Linked DNA regions of Homo sapiens: region 1 is linked to region 2. A link is an interaction called in ENCODE POLR2A ChIA-PET data of the cell type or tissue named here. Cell type or tissue: HCT116. All regions are shown on one strand. Each heading gives the region's core, and the rest is flanking DNA. Links, peaks and the distances in the headings are about the cores only. Region 1 overlaps PREP (prolyl endopeptidase). Region 2 overlaps PREP (prolyl endopeptidase).

The links. ChIA-PET counts read pairs that join two places held together with the same protein. Peaks named below come from ENCODE experiments on the same cell type or tissue, not always from the same donor. Only the 100,000 strongest peaks of a DNase experiment are listed, where the experiment ranks them.
Region 1: POLR2A ChIA-PET joins it to region 2 with 6 read pairs; 4 of 35 experiments call an interaction of 5 or more read pairs at or near these places.

What each region holds. Positions count from the first base shown.
Region 1 is chr6:105,273,285-105,276,202 of GRCh38, forward strand. It overlaps PREP (prolyl endopeptidase), which reads right to left. Exons shown (of 15, transcript NM_002726.5): 15 at 1-2,918. Among named protein-coding and RNA genes, the nearest start is that of PREP-AS1, 4.3 kb to the right of the region's middle. In HCT116, for the core only: no CTCF peak of the experiment used is centred there; no DNase peak of the experiment used is centred there.
Region 2 is chr6:105,382,816-105,385,733 of GRCh38, forward strand. The region is part of intron 2 of PREP (prolyl endopeptidase); the gene reads right to left. Among named protein-coding and RNA genes, the nearest start is that of PREP, 19 kb to the right of the region's middle. In HCT116, for the core only: no CTCF peak of the experiment used is centred there; a DNase peak (open chromatin) is centred at 1,386.

The sequences.
Region 1 (2,918 bases), core at 273-2,772, 110 kb before region 2:
AAATTCATACATTTCAAGTGTACAATTCAATGACTTTTTAATACATTTACCAGGTTGTGCAACCGTTACTGAAATCCAGTTTTAGAACATTTTTGTCATCCCGGTTAGATCCTTTATGCCCAAGTAGTTAATTACCATCTTCACCACCAACTCCAGGTACCCACTAATCTACATTCTATCTTTATAGAACTGCCTTTTCAGGATATTTCACTTAATCAGACTATACCCAGTCATTTGTGTCTGGCTTCTTTCACTTATAATGTTTTTGAGATTCATCCATGATATGGCATGTCAGTGATTTTTGTGATGGTGGGTTCCTGCTGCCCCCACCCCCAAAATTCCTTAAAGGTGCTAAGCAACCTGCTCTTTGAATAACCACCCCGCTTTTCCCTAGGCTCTCCTGCTGTCAGTTTCCCACAGTGTTGTCGGCTTTCATCTCTCAGTGGCTTCACCTGACTGAGCTGCCTGCCATCTCTAGTGTATCCTCCAGGCCTCGCCTGGCTCCCTGTTCCCCCCACACTGGCTTCCTGCTCTTCCTCCAAAGGCCTGGCTGGTTCCTGCCTCAGGCTCTGCCCATTGCTGCTGTCCTCACCAACCCCCAAAACGTTGCCCATTGTTTGTCCCCTCATTCCGTTCGGGTCTTTGTCCGAATGTTGCTTCCTGAAAGAGGCACCCTGACCTCGACTCAAATAGCATTCCTTCTCACGGACTATTCATTTGCCCCACTTTGTTTCTTCACAGCTCTTTTTATTCCTGTTTCTTGTTAATTCCTGAAATTATACTTTGTTTATTATCTTGTTAATAGACTCGTGGGTATCTTAGTCTGTTTAAGCTGCTATAAGAAAATACCATAAACTGGTGGGTTGTCAACAACAGAAATTGCTCTCTCACAGTCCTAGAGTCTGGGACATCTAAGATCAAGGCACTGGCAGATTTGGTGTCTAATGAGGGTTGCTTCCTGGTTCATAGGTGACACCGTCTCCTGTGTCCTCACATGGTGGAAGGGATGGGGCGGGGGGGTCTCTCCTTGGGCTCTAATATAAAGGCACCAGTCCCATTCATGAGGATTCCGCTCTCATGACCCATCGCCTCCTGAAGGCCCTGCCTCCTAATTCCATCACTTTGGGATTTACGATTTCAACATATACATTTCGGGGAGGACATAAACACTCAGACAACAGCAGTAAGAGAGCTGTTTCGGCTGGGCATGGTGGCTCATGCCTGTAATCCCAGCATTTTGGGAGGCTGAGGTGGGTGGATCACCTGAGGTCAGGAGTTCAAGACCAGCCTGGCCAACATGGTGAAACCCCATCTCTACTAAAAATACAAAAAGATTAGCCGGGAATGATGGTATGCGCCTGTAATACCAGCTACTGGGAAGGCTGAGGCAGGAGAATCACGTGAACCCAAGAGGTGGAGGTTGCAGTAAGCTGAGATAGCGCCATTGCACTCCAGCCTGGGCCGTAACAGCAAAACTCCATCCCAAAAAAAGAGTGCAGTATCCAAGGCCCAGCTCCTGGGGTTACTGCCCTGCCTGCCCACCTCCTGGCTGGGGAACTTGGACCTTTGCCAAATGGGGAAAAGGTATTATGTGCTTCCTAAGGTTGTGTGAGGACAAACATTCATCCACACAGAGTGCTTGCAGCGGGTGGCACAGGGTAAACATGAGCAAGATAATTTACCATCTGTCTCCTCCCTGGAATATCAACTGGATGAGGGCAGGACATTTTCTCTCTGCACCTTCAGCCCCTGAGATATGGAGGATGAGAATGGCTCAATGTTCCTCCTTCAAGGGCCTCAGTCCTCATCCCACTGGCCTGACCACCCCAACAGTATGACCTTTGCCTCTTTACAGCAACCTCCACAGCTTTCCAGCCTGTCCTTAACCTGCCTTTGAGTCTTTGCAACTCCTTCTGGGCATTAGCTATGTGGCCTGCTGGGAACTTCCAGAGGCTGGTAAAACTGACAAACCTTGAGAGACTGGTGACAGGCTTCCTTAGTTGAAACTTATCCTTTTCAAACTTGTAGCACCATGTGTGTGTAGCTGCTTAAGCTTTAGTGGGAGTATTTAAGAAACATGATTAATTGGAAAGTTTTATAATATTCCAGGTAAGTCCATAGTGAACATAAATGTGACTTTATCTTGCTAAGGTAACAAATGCTCTGGTGTGCTTAGCAGGGCCTTGTGACAAAGCAGTGAGGCCACCTGTGCAACATGTACAACTTTTTCTTTTTCAAAACAGTCCTAAAAAAACTAAACATATAAGTCCTCTGTGATCGAGCAATTCCACTACTGGGTATGAATCCAAAAGAAAGGAAATCAGTATATCAAAAAGATATCTGCACTCCTGTGTCTACTGCAGCACTATCCACAACAGCCAAGATAGGGAATCAACCCACGTGCCCATCAGCAGATGAACAGATGAAGAAAATGTGGTACATATATACAATGGAATATGATTTAGCCATGAAAAAGACTGAGATCCTGTCATTTGCAGCAACATGGATGGAACTGAAGGTCAATATGGTAAGTGAAATAAGCCAGGCACAGGAAGACAAATATCCCATGTTCTCCACTCATGTGGGAGCTAAAAAAGCAGGCAGAGAAAGGGAGGATGAAGAGATTAATGCCTACAAATATACAGTTTGAAAGAAGACCTAGTGTTAGATCAGTAGGGTGTCTATAGTTTACAATAATCTACTGTGCATTTCAAAATAGCTAGAAGAGAGTAATCATAAGAAAGAGCCAAAGGGCAGAGCACAGGATACAGAAAAGTGGGATCAAATAGAGAAGAATCCCTTAGAGTTCTGGGTAGGAGCCCAATCTCAAGTCTTATTTCTAATGTTTAAAGCTCCCCCTACTCCCCAAAATACCTTTAGTTGGTGGGATTAGTTGTCCTGTGAAAATCTAGACACAA
Region 2 (2,918 bases), core at 205-2,704:
TCTGAAATACCAATGAAAACTAAGAGTGGTGCTATCTACATCCCACAGGCTTTGAGGAGCATCTGTTACAAATAACAGATATAGGACTTGGTTAAGCAACTATCAGGGGCTTCTGGAGAAAGTGGCAAAAACCATAATCCCAGCCTAAGTGAAAGGCATGGGCGGCACACTTGGATCCCCTCTCACTTTAGCAGAATTTGGAATTTGGAAATGACTCTCCAAGTACAGGGACAGCCCCATCAAAAAGCAGCCAAGAGGCGCTCACCCTGAGGCTGTAGGACTTAGGGCCAGGAGGGCAGGACAGTCAAGGTAGGTCATGCACAAAAGAGAATTAGATGCAGCTGCTTTTCAGGAAACACGTCCAGAAATGGAAACAATAAAAGATTGGAATAATGTACTTTCCAAGGCTAATATCTATGCCAAGGAATCTCTACCATTAAAAAAAAAAAAAAAAGAGTGCTCGTAATTTTCCAGGACTTACTCAATATTTACAAAAATCAGCAGCCCATCAGACAACAAAGGGGGAATCTTAAGCCCCAGAAAGAAAAGCTTGTTCAGGTCACAGTTTTGACCACAATGCCATTAACCTCACCACATGAAGTGCTTTCTTTTCCTGGCCCACAAGCAACCCCCTACTCATTCTCAAGGTGGAGAAATATTCTAGTTCAATCAGTGAGAGCCCAAAATCTTTTGGGCTCAACTTTAACATAAAAAACCCAGAGTGGGCCCATCTCTTCTCTCTGGGACCATCTGCTCTTGGGTGAAAAGGGCTCATAGTAAGCTTCCTGCTGCACATGATCAGCAGACTAGGCGGAGCCTTCTAGAAGCCTGTCAGGCCTCTTTCCACCTCTCTGCTTGTCCCCGTGTGGGTAAATCAACTCGTTCCCTCACTGGGACTAGTTACTATCAATTAGGGAGGAAGCAGAAACCGTCACTCCGACCTGATATTCAAGCCTTGTTCTCAATACTCGTCATGACCAGGGAAAACTGAAATTTTAACCCCATTAGGCTCCATTCTTTGGTGTATACTTTCCTGACCAAAAACCTGGTGAAGAGGTGATTTGCACCTCAAATCCAAACCTAACTAAATATCTGATCGTGAGGACATTAAACACACTCATATCCTCCCTCTCCTGAATAATTCTGTATCAATGAGGAAATCCAAACTGTAACAAGATTACTTAGAAAATACGAAGAAATAAGAAAAACAAGACTATCACACATTAAGTTTCATGGGATGTGGCAAACACTGTTGGAGTTGACATCTATTTCTTTCTGGTGCCATATGAAGTCCCACTGATAGTTGGGGAAAGGGTGTGACCGCTGCTGGCCAATCAGAATGTCCCTCCCCCAGACCACGGCTGGGCAGGACCTCAAGCAGGTGAGGCTGCGGCTCATCTCAGGGCTTGCTGGCATGACTCACCCATCAGGGAGCCAGCCTCTTCCAGTCCTGCACTACTGAATTCAGGAGTGTACAGGAAGCAGGCTTGGGAGACTGAGTGCTCATGCTTGGTTATGCCAGGTACCGAAGGGCAGTGATCACACTGTGACTGATGAGGAACATCTGGCTGGAACGGTGACAGTTATACCTTCAGAAAGTTTGAGGTTTACCCTCTTTCTCCATCAGATCGTATCATCTGCAATTGAGCATTCTCAGTGAGGATTCTTGGTACCGCTCGCTTGTACCTCCATCTGTCATAGATAATGTGACAGACACCTCTGTCTGTATTCTAACTATGCTAACTCCCTTCCACGTTGTTTATATAAGTAAACCCTGTTCATTTTCATAAGCAAAGTCTTTCCATCAATTCTAACCCACAGGCAATAGTCAACAAAATAGTAATAGTAGTAAACCCAGGCAAAACAATCAGAATCCTTTTTTAGGGACAGAGATGAGTATTTGAAGGGAGAAGTTATCTCAACTTAAGACACTTGGGGCTACAAGGACTGTGAGAAACCCAAAGAGACAAGACCCATCTTTCTCTGCCACACAGGAGTGGCTGCTGGAAAAATAAAATTATCAGAGAAAAGCAGATGACCTAAGAGAAAAAGACAGGTTCCCAAAAATACCACATGCACTCCTGGATCAGACTGTGCCTAAAGGCACTTATACCCTGAACCCCAATAACGTGAGCCACTCAGCTCCTCTTTTTATGTGAGCTGGTCTGAGTTGGGATTCAGGTACCAGTAATAAAGTGTCCTAACACAGCTTTCCTTGGAAGCCTCTGGTTTTCTGAACGAGATGAGACTGGATGACCATGAGCAGGCTGGAAAGAGGAGAGCTGACCAGAAGCTTGCTCCAGGGCTGGCTGGGGATGACTGAGCAAGTTCTCTACAATAAAGGTGTTTTATGAGAAAGAATAAACTTTAAGCATTAAAATAAAAAATTTTAAAATAACAAGAGAAAATAAGAAATCAATGAACTAGAAGCTTTTAAGCATGAAACTTAGACTTCCTAGATCTGCTTTAAAAAAAAAAAAAAAAAAAGAAAAAAAGCACATTTAGCCAAAGCTCTGGCTAAACTAATCAAGCAAAGATGATGCTACAGATACTCAAATTTAGAAATTATAAACAAATATAACCACGGATTGGGAGAATAAAGTCATTTAAAAAGCATATTACACATAACTTCATGCTAGTAATTTTTAAATCTCAATGAAATGAATAATTTACTAAGAAATACAAAGGACTAAAATTGATCCAAAAAGAAAGCAGAACTGAACAGAGCAATGACTGTGAAACAAAATGGGGGGAAAAAACCCAAGAATTAATTGCAATAAAAGAACTTGTCCCAGATAACTCTAAGGATGAAGTTTTTCAAATTATCAAAAACCATAATTTCCATATTATTTAAATGGCTCAATAATGAGTGCAATGGTGAGCATTTATTAAGCACTTACTATGTGCCTGCTACTTTG